Linked DNA regions of Homo sapiens: region 2 is linked to region 1. Evidence: chromatin loops called from intact Hi-C (ENCODE). Cell type or tissue: ascending aorta. All regions are shown on one strand. Each heading gives the region's core, and the rest is flanking DNA. Links, peaks and the distances in the headings are about the cores only.

Region 1 (9,966 bases), core at 870-8,869:
TGCGTGCATGTGTGTGTTTCATACCCAAGCATTTCCTATCTGGGGCAGTCCTTCACGGCGAGAAGGAGTTACCTGAGTCAATGTGACCAACCTGCTGGGTTTCAGCCACTCATCCAGCCTGACCTAAGGCTGTTGCTCAATAACAAATGGCCTCTAGCACACACAGCCCCACCCGCTGCCATCCATACCCCTCCAGCCCCCTGTGTGGACACCTTGTTCCCAGGCCAGCCCCACACAGTAGGCAGTCATTAAAGTTTGGTGAGTGCACCAACGGCTCTGTCCTTCCGGCTCTCCCCTCTCCATCCCCTCTGGGCCTCTGCAGCACTGTGTGAATTATACACAAAGACAAAGCTTGGGTGTCATGGTTTATCAGAGGAATGTGTCTGCTTTCTGGGCTTGGGGACTGGCAGTTGTGCAGCCAGCCAGGAACAGAGCTGGGGAAGATACCCTGAGCAGGCGACATCTTCCCTGAACTTACTGATCATCACAGCCAGAAGGGTCTTCAGAAGTCATCTCGTTTCTACCCCGTTACTCCCTTCAGTGTACAGAGGACAGAACTAAGGCCCAAGAGTTAAGGAAACATGCAAATTAGAAACAGCAAATTAGGAACAAACCTGGGAACTTGGAGCCAGGCCTCCTTGTACCATCACACACTCGCTTAGCTGAAACACAAGATGGCTACCGTCGGCTTGGCCATATCACCAGGTTTACAGTTTGGTTTAGCATGGTCCTGTCCTGATGGCCTTCCACACAGGGAAGCAGGGCCCACGCACCACCCACAGAGGTGAGGGCAAGAGCTGGCCTGGGTGCTCGACCTGACACCCTCTGGCCTTCCCATTCCAAGGCGAAGCCACTGGCCCCTCCTGCAGGACACACACATGATTTTACAGGGCCTCTCACCTGGTCCCTTAGTTCCCCTCGTGGCTATTGGAGCCCATTTTTACCAGGTGAGCGCAAAAGAGAACCATCCCTGGGCCCTTGTGAAGACTGGTGAGGAGAAGTCGTGCCTCTGCTTCCTGTGTTCTCTGGCACCCAGGAATGTTCTCAGGAGGCTGGAGATCAGCTGGAACAGACCTCCCATCTTGCCTGTCAGCTGGAGGCCTGCCCAACTCTGGGTTTTTTCACCGTGTGGGTACTATGCCCCCTACCCTGAAACTTTGGGAATTCCCAGGACAAGAACAACAGTCCAGTGTCCTATGTCCATATCCCAGCCCTGCCATTAACTGGCTATGTGGCCTTGAGTAAGTCCCTTCCTCTCCATAATATTAATACTAGGAGGGGGCTGGACTGGATTGTGGGCTCAGCTCATCAGATCACCCGGGGAGATTTTTTTAGGAACTACTGCTCTGGTAGTTCCCACTGCAGGCCTGTTGACTTGGAATCTCACTAGCTGGAGCTTAGCCTTCTAGATTTTGATAAAACTCCCCCAGCGATTCTACTGAGCAAGTGATCATGACCCACTAAGCCAGCTGACCACACTGGCACTGCTTCTGACCCTGACCCGCTGAGTGCCCACAAGAAGGTGCCCCTCTACTCAGGGCAGCTGTGTGCTATGCCCCATGTCCCCTCCATCCCCCACTAAGGTGCCATGGCATGGTCACTTAGGATTGCTAGGGGCACCCTCCCCTGATGGAGGGGTACGGATTGGGCTCTACTGTGCACAGCACCAAGAGTTGACTGAGCCCGGACTTGCTTCTGAGCTGCAACTGGGTCTGAAGCAAGCCCAGGCTCAGTCAACTCTTACTGGTTCCACTTCTAGCAGATGGTGGTTGGCACTGTGGGAGGGGGTGAGGTCCTGTGGACTGGTCGTCCCCTCAGCATTTCAAATAAGCATTCAGCAGTGACAGCAGCCAGTAGTGGGCAGTGTGGTCTGGGAATGTCATCCTCCTGCCCCTGCCAGCCCCTGGGGGCCCACAGACCCAGAAAACGAATGAGACCCTGCCCATCAGCGAAGCACACAGTCTAACTCAGAAGTTTTGCCACACACATTAGCTCACACAGCTTTACAGCAGACCTGGGCTGTGAGCAACTGAATAGGGTTGCTTTTGTTCCACAGATGAGGAAACAGAAGATGAGAGAAGTTAAGTGAGTTACCCACGATCACCGGCCGGTCAGGGCCGGAGCCAAGACCAAATCCAGGCTCTTGGCTCCCCTCCAGCAACAATTCTCACGTGTGTCGATACTCTCGTGAACAAACTGAAGCTTATTTTTTTATTTCCCAGTGAAGGATGATGGACGTTATATAGGTTTGTGAAGATGGAAATTTATGATTATTTTTAAAAGACTTTCAGCTTCCTTGCCACAGGGGAGGATTTGGGCTGGTTTTCTTAGAGGGGATTCAGCACAAGGTGACAGTCACCACTGTATGTTTCCAGAACCAGGGACTCAAACACCAGGGTTTGCGTGATTTTATCTTTACCCCGCAACAGCAACAGAAGCCGGTGGCGCCTGTAAACGAGTGAAGGTCACCTGTATATTTGTAAATACTTCCTGCCGGTTCAGCCTGTCATCGAGCATCGTACCTGCACACAGAGGGCAGCCCAAGACTAATTAGTAAATGGCTATAAAATGCTTTGAAGATGAAAAGAACCATATGTGACAGCATATTATTAATACTTAGTAAATCCTGTCTCCGGCTTACTCAGCCCTTGTAATTTCAGTTGAATCTCTCTTGCTTAGCACTGATGAGGAAAAGGACTCACACGTGTTTACCAGCAATACTTGGATATGATCAAGCATCTGTGAGGCCCCGAGAAGGAGGGGCAAGGGACCCTGGTTAGCCAATGCTCAGCTTCTTCCAGCAGCCCGGCTTCCTGAGGACCCATCGCCTACAGCCAAATGACCCTTTTTTTTTGTTTTGTTTTATTGAGAGGGACTCTGGCTCTGTCGCCTAGGCTGGAGTGCAGTGGCACCATCTCGGCTCACTGCGACCTCCGTCTCCCAGGTTCAAGGGATTCTCCTGCCTCAGCCTCCCGAGTAGCTGGGATTACAGGCACACGGCTGTAATCCACCACGCCCGGCTAATTTTTGTATTTTTAGTAGAGACGAGGTTTCACCATGTTGGCTGGGCTGGTCTTGAACTCCTGACCTCAGGTGATCCGCCCACCTCGGCCTCCCAAAGTGCTGAGATTACAGGCAGGAGCCACCACGCCCAGCCTCAAATGATGCTCTATTAAAGCTCATTTTCTTGTGGAGACATGAACTAGAAAGAATATGAAGTTGAGGATGAGAGAGGAAAAAAAAGAGAAGGACCTTGGTTTGTACAATTTGCCAATTTCTATGGTGTAAATACTCCCCCCATGATGGACTGCAGGCCACCAATGTGAGGTCACTGGACGCAGAGTTGGGAGGAGCAGGGAGGGTCATCGTGGGAGCCTCTGCTGGAGTGAGCTGGCCCCAATGTCTGTCTTTACTTAATCTGAGTTTTGTTATCCTCATCTATAAAATGGGAATAAATATCTGCCTCCCGGGGTTGTGAGAATTAAATAAGAAAAGTACCTAGAGCACCATGTGCAGTGCTTGGCACACAGTAACATTTGACAAACAGTGGCTATTATTACCGCAGACCAGAAAAAAGATTTTCTGATGTTGACTTTGGCCTTTTTCTAAAAAGTCAGAATGTCCCTGTTAAAAAGTCCTGCCAATGAATTTGGCCTTTGGAAAAGTGACCCTGTCTGGATTACCAGGAAGACAAAATGATGAGTCATCTTGAATTTTAACGGATAAGAGATGCGATGTATTTGTGGGGGTTCCCCACCCCCCACGCTGGTCTTGCTTAAGCTCTCGGCAGGACTTCAGGCTCTGAGCAGTGCTGGAGAAGAAACAACCCACTGACCTGTTTATTCGCCCCGGCCCCTGCTTTCCCACAGGCAAGGAAATCAGAGCAGCGTGGTTCACTTTTGCCTCTGACTGGGTTTCAGTTCCTGACAGCTCCACGCTCTTGGAGTTGCGGCTGACTTGCCGGAGGGACGACTGCATTTGGTTTGCCTCTTGCTCAGGCCTATAAATACAACTATCCCAGAGCCTGCCCCAGTTCATGGGGACCAGCCTGTCCCACAGTTCCTAATGTGAATGTTAAGAACATCATCTAATGGTAATAGGACATCTCATTCTATTAATGGCATCATAGCTAATTCATTGGTGCTCGAAAAAATTAAAATACAACCTTTGCCTTTTTTTATGCATCTACGGTGCTTACGTGCAGGTCCAGTACAAACACTAACTAGAAATCGGGTGTGGGGTGCACCCATCGCCTTGTGTAATCCTCGAAACAACTAAATGAAGTAGGGGTTATTGTCTTCATTTTATAGATAAAAACATGGAACCTCAAAGGTGTTAAATAAATAACTTACCCAAGGACAGGAAGCTGGCATAATTCACTCATCACCATCCTACCTTCTCCCCCTTCCCCTCTCCTTTCTTTGCTTCCCTCCCTTCCTCTTTTTTTATTTCACAAGGAAGTGAACCAGGTCCCTCTGTTTCTTTCCACTTCTGTTATCCAGCTTCCCCAAATGAGAGCTTTATTGAGCATCTAATGTATACAGAGCCCTGATAAGACATTTACACACTGCTTTTTGCCATTTTCCCTGTGAGGAGAGGGGCTTGGAGTAGCTGGGTCTGGCCAGATCACACGAAGTGGGTGTCAAACCCTGGTCAGCTGGGTCCAAGGAATTCTGTGGGGTCACATGCAACAAACTAAAAAAGACTTGGAAGTGGTCTTCGTATATGTGGATGAGTATATCTATATGGCTACACACATATATATAAATAACTTATTTTCAGATGGCTGAGCCAGAGCCAGCCCACAGCTGGAAAAAATTAAAAAATAAAAAATAAATAAACCTGACTTCAGAATTTGTGCCATAGTCTCTGGTTAAAGTCCAAAACACACTTGGTTGAAATAACAGCCTAATATTTGAGGAAAACAAGGTGAAACAGTTGTTACAATTATTAAGGAAAATTACCGAGGTATTACCAAAGACAGCAGGGTCCGTGAACTAATTCCAGGTTGAATAGGAAGCAGTTAACTCTAAGAGGCCTAAAGAAGTGTCTTCCTTCTACAGCGTTCTTGGATTTACTCTGTCACTATTCTCTGATCCCTTTGGAGGAACCACACTTCCCAAGTCTAAGAGGTCGTGCTTGGGGTCATAATAAATCATGGGTCATCATGGCCAGAAAAGTAGCCCCACAAGCAACCCAGGGATGGCCAGAATGAGCCTCCCTGCCCCGGGCCAGCCGCCTCTGCAACACGTTGGGATGAGCCAGCCAAATGGCTTGTGGAGGGTGTGGCATACACTCATCTTCCCCCAAAACAGCCCACCACCCCCTTCTTAAAGTCCCATGGAGCAGGTCCCTCCACAGAAGGCTCCTCGTTCCAGAGAGCCTCTTTGAAACGTGCCCTTTGAGTGAGCCTAGGAGCCAGGCAAGAAAGTGAAAATCAGTCCCTTTCAACTCCATGATCTCGCTTTTGCTCCAAAACGGAACGCTGCAGCTCCCGGTGACTTTTGGCTGTCTGCGCAGGTGCCAGTAGAGCAGTACGTAGAAGGGTGCTGGGTGCCATCTGGAAATAAGGTGGTGGGTGGGTGTTAAAGGTGACAGCTGCCCTCTCCCTTCTCAAGCACCATGCGTGACAGTCCAGGCCCTGTTCCAGGTGGTTCCCACACGGCGCCTTCTCGATCCTCTGACCCTTCAGAGAACTAGGAGAGCCCACCCCTGCAGGCAGCCGAAGCAATGTATCAGGGCAAATCCTGGGGAGGCCAAAAATCATTTGAGTAAGGCGAGGTCTGCCGAATAAGAGGGCCGCTTACCCAGGGTCAGCTCTGAAAGTGTCAATGAGGGACGTAAGTTCAAGTAGGTGTAGGGAAGGATTCGACTGGGACTCATTTCACAGCCCAGCTGGGGACTGATGTCACGCCCGAGGACAGGAGGTTTGGGGCAAGGGTCAGCCTCACACTGCCAGGTTGCCCTAGGGGAGATTCCACAAGGGCGCATTCCCTCGCCACGCACATGCGCAGGCACGCACATCCGTGTGCACGCACTCACCCACAACCAGGGCTTCAGATGAGCTGATCCCCCGCTATCCCACTCCAGCACCCGCTCCTGGGACTCCAGCCCACACCAGGTGGGAGGAGGACTCCTCATCCTGACTCCACGCTGGTGGCTCTCGGCGTGCGTGGGCTGCAGGTTGTACAACCCAGACGGCTGCCTCTGCCTGTCTCTCCCGCCTTTCTACCCGCACCGACACCCAGGCGGCCCCCTGAGGCACCTCCCCTTCCTCGCCGGCTCCTGCCCAAGCTGCCCAGGCCCAGGGGCCCCCTCAGCCTCGCCCACTCCAACTGCCAGCTGTCAGCAGCCAGCGGCCACCAGGGCTAATCCCCTTCACAAAACTAACTCCAGCCTGGAGCCCCGCTTCAGCGAAACCAAGCCCTGGCAAGGCGAATGGGCTCGTTGGCTGAGTTGAGGCCCATGGGCTCTGGAACCAGCCGGCCTGAGTCAAACCTGGCTCCACCACTTCCTAGGTGCGTGAACTTGAACAAGCCAGTTGATCTCAGTTTCCTCCTCTGCAAAATGGAACTTCACCACGCGGTGCTGGCAGGAGGACTCCATGATGAGGGCACTGAGTTATAAGCATTGTAACACTTACACCAGTGCCTGGCACTCAGTGGTGCTCAGAAAAGCCTATCTTTATTATTATTGCCTTTTAGGTTTGGCACAAGTTGCTCCTGGTCCCTCTTCTCACTCCTTCCTTTCCATTCCATATCCCTGTCCTTAAGCGTTTAACTGACCGAAAACAACAAAATCTTTTTTGGCCTCTCCCATACGATAGTCCAGTCCTCTTGCTGGAGCCACTCCCACTTCGAGTGTCTCTGCCAGCTGTCCACCTCTATGAGCTCCCAGGCCCTCTGCCCAAGGCTATCCACCTGCCGCCTCCCCCTCCTCTCTTCCCACAGCTCCCCTGTAAGCCTGTGCTAAGCAGCGCGACCTGGGGGCCCTGACTCGTCACTTCTGTCAAGCTCCTAAATTCCCTTGTTTCCAGAGGTTTTGTCTATTAAGTTACTTTTTTAAATTTTTTTTTTTTTTTTTTTGAGACAGGGTCTCAGTCTGTCACCCAGGCTGGAGTGCAGTGGCACAATCTCAGTTCACAGCAGCCTCCATCTCCTGAGCTCGAATGATCCTCCCACCGCAACCTCCCAAGTAGCTGGGACTACAGGTGCGTACCACCATGCCTGGCTAATTTTTGTATTTTTATATAGACGGAGGTCTTGTCATGTTACCCAGGCTAGCCTTAAACTCCTCAGCTATGCGATTCTCACACCTCGGCCTCCCAAAGTGCTGGGATTACAGGCATGAGCCACCATCCTTGGCCAAGTTACATTTATTAAATAATAATTTATTTCCCCGCTTTTAACCAATAACTCATGTACTTGCCTTCTAAGGATTCCAGTGGGCACTAAGGACCAGTTACCCCACAGAGTGGGCATGTTTTCTAAGGATTCCAGTGGGCACTAAGGACCAGTTACCCCACGGAGTGGGCATGTTTTCTAAGGATTCCAGTGGGCACTAAGGACCAGTTACCCCACGGAGTGGGCATGTTTTCTAAGGATTCCAGTGGGCACTAAGGACCAGTTACCCCACAGAGTGGGCATGTTTTCTGTCAAATCTAGAACACAGGATTAGCCAGGGGGTTCTCCTGTCTGGAAAACATACAATAAACATTAGACTTCTTTCAAGTCTTGACTGCCAGGCACAGCCCCATTGCTGATCTGCTGCAGGCCAGCCCCTGCACTGCGGGCTGTCCGTGATCTATCTGGAGAATCAGGATAAACACAGAGTGTGACCATCCACAGCTGTCGGCTGAAAGATGAGATGCTCCCTCTCCAGTACCCGTCCGTCCCCTGGAGCAGTGCCTGCTTGCTCACATGTGAGCCGCCCTGACAGGCAGCCCAAAGCCAGAAGCAGGGTTTCCAGGGCTGGAGAGGGTATTGTCTTCTGTGGTCCAGAGGCCCTGAGGAGTGTCCCACACCCAGGGTGGGGTGGCCAGGCCTGCAGAGGCTGCAGGAAGAGGTGTTGGGTCATCCTGGAGCCAAAAGGCCTTGACCAAGATGGGCCTAGTGTGACCAGGACACAGGTGAGCAGACAAGTCTGGGCTCTGACAGGTCAGGACGGGCAAAGCATTGATGTAAAATGGAATGGAAAAGCAGCACTGGGCCAGGCAGCCATTCATCCATTCCACACACATCGGCTAAGCTCTTTCTGTGTGCCAGCAGTGGGTACTCTTCGGGGAGCAACAGAACTTGCATCCCATTTATGCACTTGACAGACATCTGTCGAGCATCCTCTCTGTTCCTGGCACTGGGACTGTATGGATAAGCCTAGCCCTGCGCCTGAAAGGCCAGGAAGCTGGGGCTAGTGCACACCCCTGCCACTGATGGGAGAGGCTGGGGTAAGCCACATAACAGAGCTGCAGATCCACACTGCTGGCGTTCAGCTGAAGCAAATCCTGGAGGGCTTCCTGGAGGAGGGGCCAGCTGGGCATGGTTTTAGACTCTTGGTTTCTTTGCTTCATTGTGGTGGTTCGGTTTCTGGCGAACTCTCCCATGGGGCTGAGGTGCACACAAGGTCTGGTTCTCATGCATGCAGTCATGTTGAGCAACTACTCTGTGCCAGGCACCATTCTATAGCAGTATAGCAGTAAATACAGCACCACAACCCCTGCCCTCATGGGGTTTCCATTCCCATCAGGGGAGAGGGGGTATGAACAAGATATACAGAGGGAATGTTAGGAGCCAAGCACAGGGAAGAGAAAGCAGGGAGGGGTGGGAGTGCATTTTTAGCCAGAGAGGCAGGGCTGGCCTGGCTGAGGAGGTGACGTCTGAGCCAAGGCCTGGAAGAGGCAAGTGAAAGCGGTAGTCCCCAGCTCTCCTCCCGAAGCCTGCCCCAGGCCCCAGCCCCGGGGCGTTGCCTTGGGTCCCTCCAGAACCTGCCCAGCGGAGCTTGTCCCTGCATCCAGAACGTCTGAGGTGACAGGCAAGGAGCAGTGGGGGTTAAGGAGATCGCGGTGAGCTGAGTCCTGGCTGGCCGTCCCTGACCACACTGACGGTGGCTTCCCTGACCTAGACCTCCTCATCTGTAAAATACCAAGCCTGTTTCACAGGCTGGTGCTAAGAACAAGGCAGATACGGTGAGGGGAGGCTTTGGGGACAGTAAAAGGTCATGGCCACGTGAAAACGTAAGCAGGTTGCCACTGCCACCACCTAACACACTGCCCCCGCTGCTGCCAGGTCAGGTTAGGGGCCTGGTGGAGGTGCCCTGAGGAGGTGGTGACAATACCACGAACTGCAAAGGAAACGGGAGTGACGCCCATCCTGCCTGCCCTCCCCGGCCTCAGCCAGCCTCTGGGACCTGCCCTGGCACCCACCCACTAGACAGAGGGGAGAGTGGGGAGGAGGTGCCCCGTGCCAGGCTGCCTTCCCCTTTCACTCAGCCCCAGAGAATCCAGCTGCCTGAAGCAGGCGAACAGGGCCCCCGGAGTGCCTGAGAAGGGCCAGCCATGTTCTGCCCAAAAGCTCTGCCACCCGGGGCCTGGGTCAACAGAGGTGGGTGTGACCTGGAAGGTGGGCTCCCAGGCAGGTATCACAGCGGGCAGCAGGCTTCCAACCCGCCCATGCCACTGCCAGCAAAACGGCTAGCACGAGAGACTTTTCCTCTGTTTTTTTTTTGTTTTTTGTTTGTTTGTTTGTCTGTTTTGAGATGGAGTCTTTCTCTGTTGCCCAGGCTAAAGAGCAGTGGTGCAATCTCGGCTCACTGCAACCTCCGCCTCCCGGATTCAAGTGATTCTCTCACCTCAGCCTCCAGAGTAGCTGGGATTATAGGCACCCACCACCACACTCGGCTAATTTTTTGTATTTTTAGTAGAGATGGGGTTTCACCATGTTGGCCAGGCTGGTCTAGAACTCCTGACCTCAG
Region 2 (8,000 bases), core at 1-8,000, 56 kb before region 1:
TTATCTCAAATGAAATTTCTAATCAGAATTGCTATCAAAGAGGAACATTAATTTCCATTCCCCTGCTGCCTGTCCCACCCATGCTCATAGAAGAAGTAATGACCAAGGAGCTAGTCAGAAAACAGTAGCAAGAAAACAAAACAAAAAGCTGGACAATTCACAGGCCAAAGAGGTAATCCTAAATATACAAAGATTGATTATATTGTGGGTCTTTAAAAAAAAAAAAACACTCACAAATAAATTGGTTAGCAAAAAAAGAAAGAGCCTTTATCTTAAAGAAAGCACCTATGAGAATGGAGAGAATATTGCATGATCAAAGCACAAAGGAAAAACTGTCTGACCGAGGTTTCATCAGGCTTCCTCTCTGTTCAGATCTTTTTCTGATCTGTGGTCCGGTTTGGCTGCAGGACCCCATTTGACCGTAGATTCTCTAGAGCTATGATTTTTTATTTGCTGGAAGAAGATTGTAGAATTAAAAATGAAGAGTTCCAAAGGACTCTGAATTTACCTCAAATAAATAGATGGACAAAACTAAGTTGAAAGCTTAGTTTTCAACTTGTTTTGAAAGTTGTTTTGAAAGCTTGGTTTGTATTTTCTCAGCTGGAAATCAGGCTAGGAAAAGAAATTATATAGACTCAGGTTTGTTTGTCTGTTTTAATTGCTTCTAAGAGAAAAGTGAGTAATAATAGGTATCATTTATGAAGACCTGCTATGTGCCAAGTATTCTGCACATATATTCATTATACCATGTAAACCATCCAGGAGCCTTGCAAGGTAGGTATTATCCCATTTTAAAGATGAGAAAACCTAGACTTAGAGAGTATAGTCAGTTGCCTGAGGTCAGGTAGCAACTGGCAAAGGAGGAATCAAGCCCAGATCTGTCAAATTCCAAACACCGTTTTCTTCCCAGTATGCCATCCCTCCCATCCTTAGTTCTTTAGGTTGCAGCCTGTATTTATTGAGCACTTTTCTATGTGCAAGACTGTATGGCGTGCTTTACCTGCTTCATTTCCAACCCTGAGCTTAAAGTTTTTTCCAGTCTTGGGAATGGGAAAAGAGGAGCACAGAGGTCAGTTCACCTGCCAAAGCTTGCCCACCTCGAGTACACATGCCTTCCTCACTCAACACTCGGCTTCACCCAGATAAGCTGTTCCCCACCCATCTTGCAGACTGAGTGGCTGATTTTTTAACATTTCTGGGGAAAATATCCCCATTCCACACATTCTAGTGGGTCAGACATTGTCCTATAATTGTAATATCCCTGCACGGTATAAGTCCAGCATGGAAACTGCTTGGAAAGGATAATGTAGAAATAAAAATAGGTTAATGAAGGTTTCTGCATGGGGGAATGACATGGTGACCAGTGCTTCTAACCAAGTCTTATGAGGAAACATGTAATCCTTCTGCCAGATATTTGATTTAAACTGTGTCCTGTGTCAGCCTTACATCCAATCCCAAACTTCAGGCCTGACTCTCTGGATTTTTCACATAGTAAGTCCATTATCAAGCCTTCCACTCAGCATCTCCCTTGAACATAAGAGATGTGCAAATAAGTCTTTTTTTTTTTTAATGGAAACGGGATCTTGCTATGTTGCCCAGGCTTATCTCAAACTCCTGGGCTCAAGCGATCCTCCCGCCTAGGCTCCCAAAGTGCTAGGATTACAGGCATGAGCCACCACACCGGCTGATAAGTCTTAAGAGATGTTTTGTAGAGAGGAATTGGTTCCTATACTGAGAAGTAAATAGTCACCCCCTTCTACTAACGAATAATAACTTTTTTTTTTTTTTTTTTGAGACAGAGTCTCATTCTGTCACCCAGGCTGGAGTGCAGTGGTACAATCTCGGCTCACTGCAACCTCTACCTCCTGGGTTCAAGCAATTCTCCTGCCTCAGCGTCCTGAGTAGCTGGGATTACAGGCAGGCACCACCACGCCCAGCTAATTTTTGTATTTTTATTAGAAACAGGGTTTCACCATGTTGGCCAGGGTGGTCTCGAACTCCTGACCTCGTGATCCACCCATCTCGGCCTCCCAAAGTGTTGGGATTACAGGCGTGAGCCACCGCGCCTGGCCTTATTTTTGATTTGTACATACTTTCCAAAGCATTCTCCATTCTAGAGGATTGTACCATGCTGGGGGCATTATAGGAAAGTGTCTGCCACACTGGAATGAGTGGTGTGAGCTTTTTTCCCTAGAAATGTTCAAGGGTAATGCTCATAGAAAGACGTTCACAGTCCTTCACTATGTGTTCAGAGCACTCCACAGTTTGCAATCTTTATCCAGAGCCTCTCTGCTCCAGCTTCTGTCCTCCAGCCTGTATTCCGTCTACCCAGATCCCCCGCATTCCCTCGCTGGGCCTCTACGGTGACTGCTTAATACTTTTCCCTCTGCCTGGATTCTCTTGCTTCTCTCCCTCCCTTCCCAGTCATAGTCCTCCCACTGCCACTGCCTATCCAAATCCTAGTTGTTTTTCAAGGCCCTGCTCAAAGCAGTCTCATCTAATAAGCCTCCTAGAAGCCCTTCGATGGAGTATCTTTGCACCCATACTGCATGGTGGTTGACACCTCTGTTATAACCTTCGTCCTCGTCTCCTTTCCTGAGAACAGTGAGTTGAGGGCATGCTGACACTGTGGGGAGGAGTTGGCCTTACTCAGCTGGGTTTCCCTAGAGCCGGCCATGGTATGTGCTCAGGGAATGTTTGTCAGTTTGGATACATGTTGTTTTCTCTAGAATGTAAAGGTCATAACTAGATCCTTTAGGGAAAAAAGTTAGATTCATTTGAGGAACTTTTTTTTTTCTTCCTAAAGCCACATTAGTCATACTTCGCATTGGGGTAGTCACAATATTCCCAAATTTGTATCTAACTGCTTCATTCTAATTTTTCAAGACAGGAATTTAAACTGACCCTTTACTTTAACCACAGACACCTCATTTGTCCTTTTTCTTCTAATCATTTACATTTGGTACATTGTCTATGAATTCTTTGAAATTAAAAGCTTATGACTTTTTAAAGACTTTGCCCAATTTTTAAATGCTAAGGATTTTGCATTTGAATATATTGTAATTTATTTAAGGATTCTTTTAATCAAACTCTTCCTTAATTTAACCAGATTTCTTTTTTAATCCTCCCAGGCCAGGAGTTTATTTATTGTGACTCAATTCTTTTAAAAATAGAAGTTAAAACAGTACTAAATGCTATTTATGGTGTTCTCTCTTGCTCAATTTCTTTCTGCATCTCATAAAAGCATGTTTCTTTGTACATGTCTAGTGCAGTCCCCATTTCCTCACTAATCAATGCCAGTTAGTCACTAAATATGCATCCACTACCTACCGTGTGTCTAACCCAGTGGCAAACATGTAGGGATCTAACATAAAGATAAGTACACTGAAATTGTCAACAATCCCCCTGAGAAGTGGATTATATGGACATGGAGGCTGGAGAAATCACTGAGCAATGGAGCATGCAAGGAAGGCTTCCTGGAAGAAGGCGGGGCTTGGACTGCATCACAGAGTTGGAAGCAATAGCAGGTTGAAGGGAATGAACACAGAGCCAGGCCCGAGGAAATGAGAATGTCAGAGCAGCAAAGGGGCCAGGATCCAAGTAGGTGGTATATCCAGAGGGCACAGAACCCAGATGGCATAGCAGGCAGGAGGTGCAGAGTTCACACCCGGCCCCTCTCCAGGAAATGTGGACCCTCAGTTCCAGCAGGCAGCCTGGAACAGAGAATCTGCTCACTCAGTGTGTGATGGATGAGGGAGTGGATGAAGCAGAGGGACAGAGAAGCACTTGGGACAGGAGGGGTTCCTACTTTGGGGACCCCTTCATCCCAGCCTCAGCCACTGGTATGCTTTTGTCCTCATGAGAACTCACCCTGAGTGAGCCCTGCTTGGGAGCACAGGTTGGAAGCATGCAGAGTTCTAGAAAAGAGGTATTTCTGATCATCTGAACTTTGATGAGAGTAAAACCAGATAAACCCAGAAAAGCAAGGGGCGCCCTCCAGACAGGGAGAAGGACTTGGCCTGTGAGCTTCCTGACACCAGCGTCTGCTTCCTTCATCTTTGTGTCACCTATTTCTCTTCACAGATACAAAGGGCAGGAGAGTAGTGGGAAACATTGGTAATATAGGACAGGTTGTGGCTTTTCTTTTCTTTTTTTTTTTTTTTTGAGACAGTCTTGCTCTGTCACCAAGGCTGGAGTGCAATGGCGTGATCTCACCTCATTGCAACCTCCCCCTCCCCGGTTCAAGCAATTCTCGTGCCTCAGCCTCCCGAGTAGCTAGGATTTCAGGCACCCACCACCAAGCCAGGCTAATTTTTGTATTTTTAGTACAGACGGGGTTTTACCATGTTCGTCAGGCTGGTCTCAAACTCCTGACCTCAGGTGATCCACCCACCTCAGCCTCCCAAAATGCTGGGATAGATTATGGCTTTTCTACATCGAATATGAGATACCAAAGGAGCAAAATTAAAAGTGGAGAATTATGTTTACAAATATCAAATGGGTTATTGAATCTTTTCCTTTCTATGAGATATTCCTGTCTCCAATTCTGATTCAACTTGTAACCATCTAGAACCAACTCAAAGTCCATCTCTTCTGCAGAGCGGTAACCTCAGGCGGCTGCCCTTCTCCCTGCGTGACACCGCGTGTGTGCCTCTGCCATTGTCTTAGCATGCTCAACTGAAGTTGCTTCTTGACCTTGCCAGGTCTCCTTTTCCAGACCATGAGCTCAAGGGCATGGACACCCTCATTCTTCCTGGCACTCTACCCACTGTGGGTTGTTGTTTTTTTTTTTTTTCTGAAGACTATTCAGTTTTCCTGACCCTCTTAGTTTTTTTAACAAATGCCCCCATTTTCAAAGTAATGTTTATCTGTTTATACACACGCGCACACACACACACACACGATTATGTAAAACATATCCACACACTTTAAAGATTCATAAACACTACTCAACTTAAGAAATAGAATAGTGCCAGTATCATAGACGTCCTGTGGGTGTCTCTCCCAGAAGGAACCACTACCCTGAATTTTATGTTAACTGCCCTCTTGATTTTCTCAATAGCTTTACCACCTAGTATATATCCATAAAAATATATCATTTATTTTTTCTATTTTTGAACTTAATATAAATGGAATCATACTGATTTCTGCGTCTGTGAATATTAATGTCTTACTTTTTTAAACTTTTTAAAATTATAAATATTTAAGGCATACACATGTGTATAAAGACTATGAAAACAAATACCCATGTACCCACCTTAATCAAATCTTCATAATTTGCTGTAATTGCTTCTGAGTTTTTTTAAAAAGAAATAGCACATTGTCAGGCCGGGCACAGAGGCTCATGCCTGTAATCCCAACACTTGGGAGGCCAAGGCGGGCAGATCACCTGAGGTCAGAAGTTCAAGACCAGCCTGGCCAACATGGTGAAACCCCATCTCTACAAAAAAAATACAAAAATTAGCTGGGCATGGTGGCACACACCTGTAGTCCCAGCTACTTGGGAGTTTGAGGCAGGAGAATAGCTTGAAGCTGGAAGGCGGAGGTTGCAGTGAGCCGAGATCACGCTACCACACTCCACCCCGTGTGACAGAGAGACTCTGTCTCAAAAAAGAAAAAAAGAAAGGAAAGGAAAGGAGAAAGGAATAGCAGAAAGGAAAGGAGAAAGGAAAGGAGAGCAAAGGAAAATAGCACACTGTCAATTCAGTTGAAGCCCCCTGAGTGCCCCTCCAAAATGCACCCCCATCCTTTACTCATTCCCTTTTCCCCACCCACAGAGGTAACCACTACCCTTAATTTGGTGTATATCTTTCCTATGCATGTTTTTATACTTTAATTACATAGACATTCCTAAATAGTATGTAATGTGTGCACGTTTTTGATCCTTGTAAGTATATACTGAACAGTGTTCATCTGCAGCTTGCTTTTTTCACTGAACATTTGGTCCTTGAGATTCATCTAGGTTGACACATGTAGCCCTAGCTCATTCATTTAAACTGCTGTAAGGTATTCCTGTGAAAGAATAGGCACAATGTATTTATCCGGTCTCCTGTTGATAGACATTTAAGATGTTTCCAGTTTTTGTTATCACAAGTGGGGCTACTTTAGGCCTTCTCCTGCGATCTTTTTACACACATGTGGTAGTTTCTTAAGAGTGGAATTGCTGTGTCGTGGAGTACATACACCTTTACTTTTACTGTACAAGGTTTTAGCAATTTATATCATCATCATCATCATCAGGGAATGGGAATTCCCAATGTTCCACAGCCTGACAACACTTGGGTATTTTCCAGTTTTAAAATGTTTGTCAATCAAATGGGCATGAAGTGGAAGTTCATTGAGGTTTTAATTTGCATGTGCTTTATATGAGCCTTTACTGAGTGTTTCTCATGTGTCATGCGCTGTACTAAGTGCTAGAAATACTAAAATAACTAATTCACAGCCCCTGCGCTTAAGGACTTCATGGTTCTCTGCAGTGATTCCTACCTGGGGAGGCGAATTAAAATCACTTGAGGTGCATTTTCAGAAATGAGGTTTAGGGAATGCAGGCTCTTAGGTAGGAGGCATTTGTGAAATAGTAAAAGCTAAATCTTCCTTAACACTTGGGCCATCGTGTATAACTTGTTAATGTGTTCTCTGTCATCCAAAAAAGGCTAATTTATTTTCAGTATATCATATTTACTGAGACATGAAGTTTAGAAAGATTTTCATCAAAATAGTTAAAATTTAAGAACCTGAAACATATGCTACAGTTATCAGAAATTTCACATATACAGAACAGTGTATAAAGTTAGATGGAAGAAAAAAACCACTTAAAGAAGGGTGGTAGGGAAAAGAAATGAACACATACTGAGTACCTGTTTGGTTTTTATTTAGTTCTTTCAACAAACACTATGAGATAGAAATTATTATCCTCATTTTACAGATGAGAAAATCAGGATTCAAAGAGGAGAAATATTTTGCCTATGATATCATCACTAATTAATGGTGTAGCCAATATTTGAACTCACTTTATCTGACCTCAAGGGCATACCATGCTGTCTCTTTCCATAATAGGATTTTTTAGCATATGTGGAAAAATCCAAGAAACTTCAAGCTTCAGTTTAATAATATTGAAACTTCAAAGATAAGCCGGGCATAGTGGTTCACATCTATAATCCCAGCACTTTGGGAGGCCGAGGTGGATGGATCACCTGAGGTCAGGAGTTCGAGACCAGCCTGGGCAACATGGTGAAACCCAGTCTCTACTTAAAATACAAAAAATTAGCCAGGCGTGGTGGTGGATGCCTGTAATCCTAGCTACTCGGGAGGCTGAGGCAGGAGAATCACTTGAATCTGGGAGGTGGAGGTTGCGGTGAGCCGAGATCACACCACTGCACTCCAGCCTGGGCAACAAGAGTGAAACTCCGTCTCCAAAAAAAAAAAATAAACAAAGATAATTTGTTTACATGATCATATCATAACCAGCTTAAACCAGTGAAAAGTAGAACACATGTAACAAAATCTGGTTAATATTTAGTCTTTCTTGTCACTTAAAAGAAAGGTAGTGATAATAAATGGAGATACCTTAAATAGATACTTCTGAATTGGAAAATGTTACTTTTATATTTCTTGTAGGTGAGTATTTTGGATATGTAGTGTTAATTTTCCAGTGGTTGGAATCCACATGTCTCAAAGGTTTAGTGTGTAGGTAGTAAGATCGTGGTTGCTCGGTAAATATATGGCAGTCTTCCCACATTGTGGGGATAGCCTGGGAATGAAAAGTATACAGATTGCTCTCAGGAACAATCAGCCTCAAATGGAATCCTCACTGGAGAGTGACTTTACAGCAATTCAACAAGGGGTTAAAACGTTTCCTAACGAGGCTTGGAGGAACTGGAGCATCCTGAGAGGACTGGAAATGGGAATATAACCATAACCACCACAAAGCGCATCTATGAGTATCTTCCCTGCCGACCCAAGATATGGGGGAAAGCGCAGAAATATATAGTTTGGAAGGT

Evidence for each region. A loop is a pair of places that touch in the nucleus more often than their neighbours do. Peaks named below come from ENCODE experiments on the same cell type or tissue, not always from the same donor. Only the 100,000 strongest peaks of a DNase experiment are listed, where the experiment ranks them.
Region 2: it touches region 1 in a loop (2.3-fold over the local background); 6 of 110 quality-filtered maps call a loop at or near these places.

The regions. Positions count from the first base shown.
Region 1 is chr2:28,338,919-28,348,884 of GRCh38, forward strand. No RefSeq gene overlaps it. Among named protein-coding and RNA genes, the nearest start is that of BABAM2-AS2, 33 kb to the left of the region's middle. RefSeq lists an enhancer at 1,052-1,671. In ascending aorta, for the core only: no CTCF peak of the experiment used is centred there; a DNase peak (open chromatin) is centred at 3,883; H3K4me3 peaks cover 1,116 bases; H3K27ac peaks cover 4,139 bases.
Region 2 is chr2:28,284,182-28,292,181 of GRCh38, forward strand. The region is part of intron 10 of BABAM2 (BRISC and BRCA1 A complex member 2); the gene reads left to right. Among named protein-coding and RNA genes, the nearest start is that of BABAM2-AS2, 22 kb to the right of the region's middle. In ascending aorta, for the core only: no CTCF peak of the experiment used is centred there; a DNase peak (open chromatin) is centred at 3,520; H3K27ac peaks cover 3,305 bases.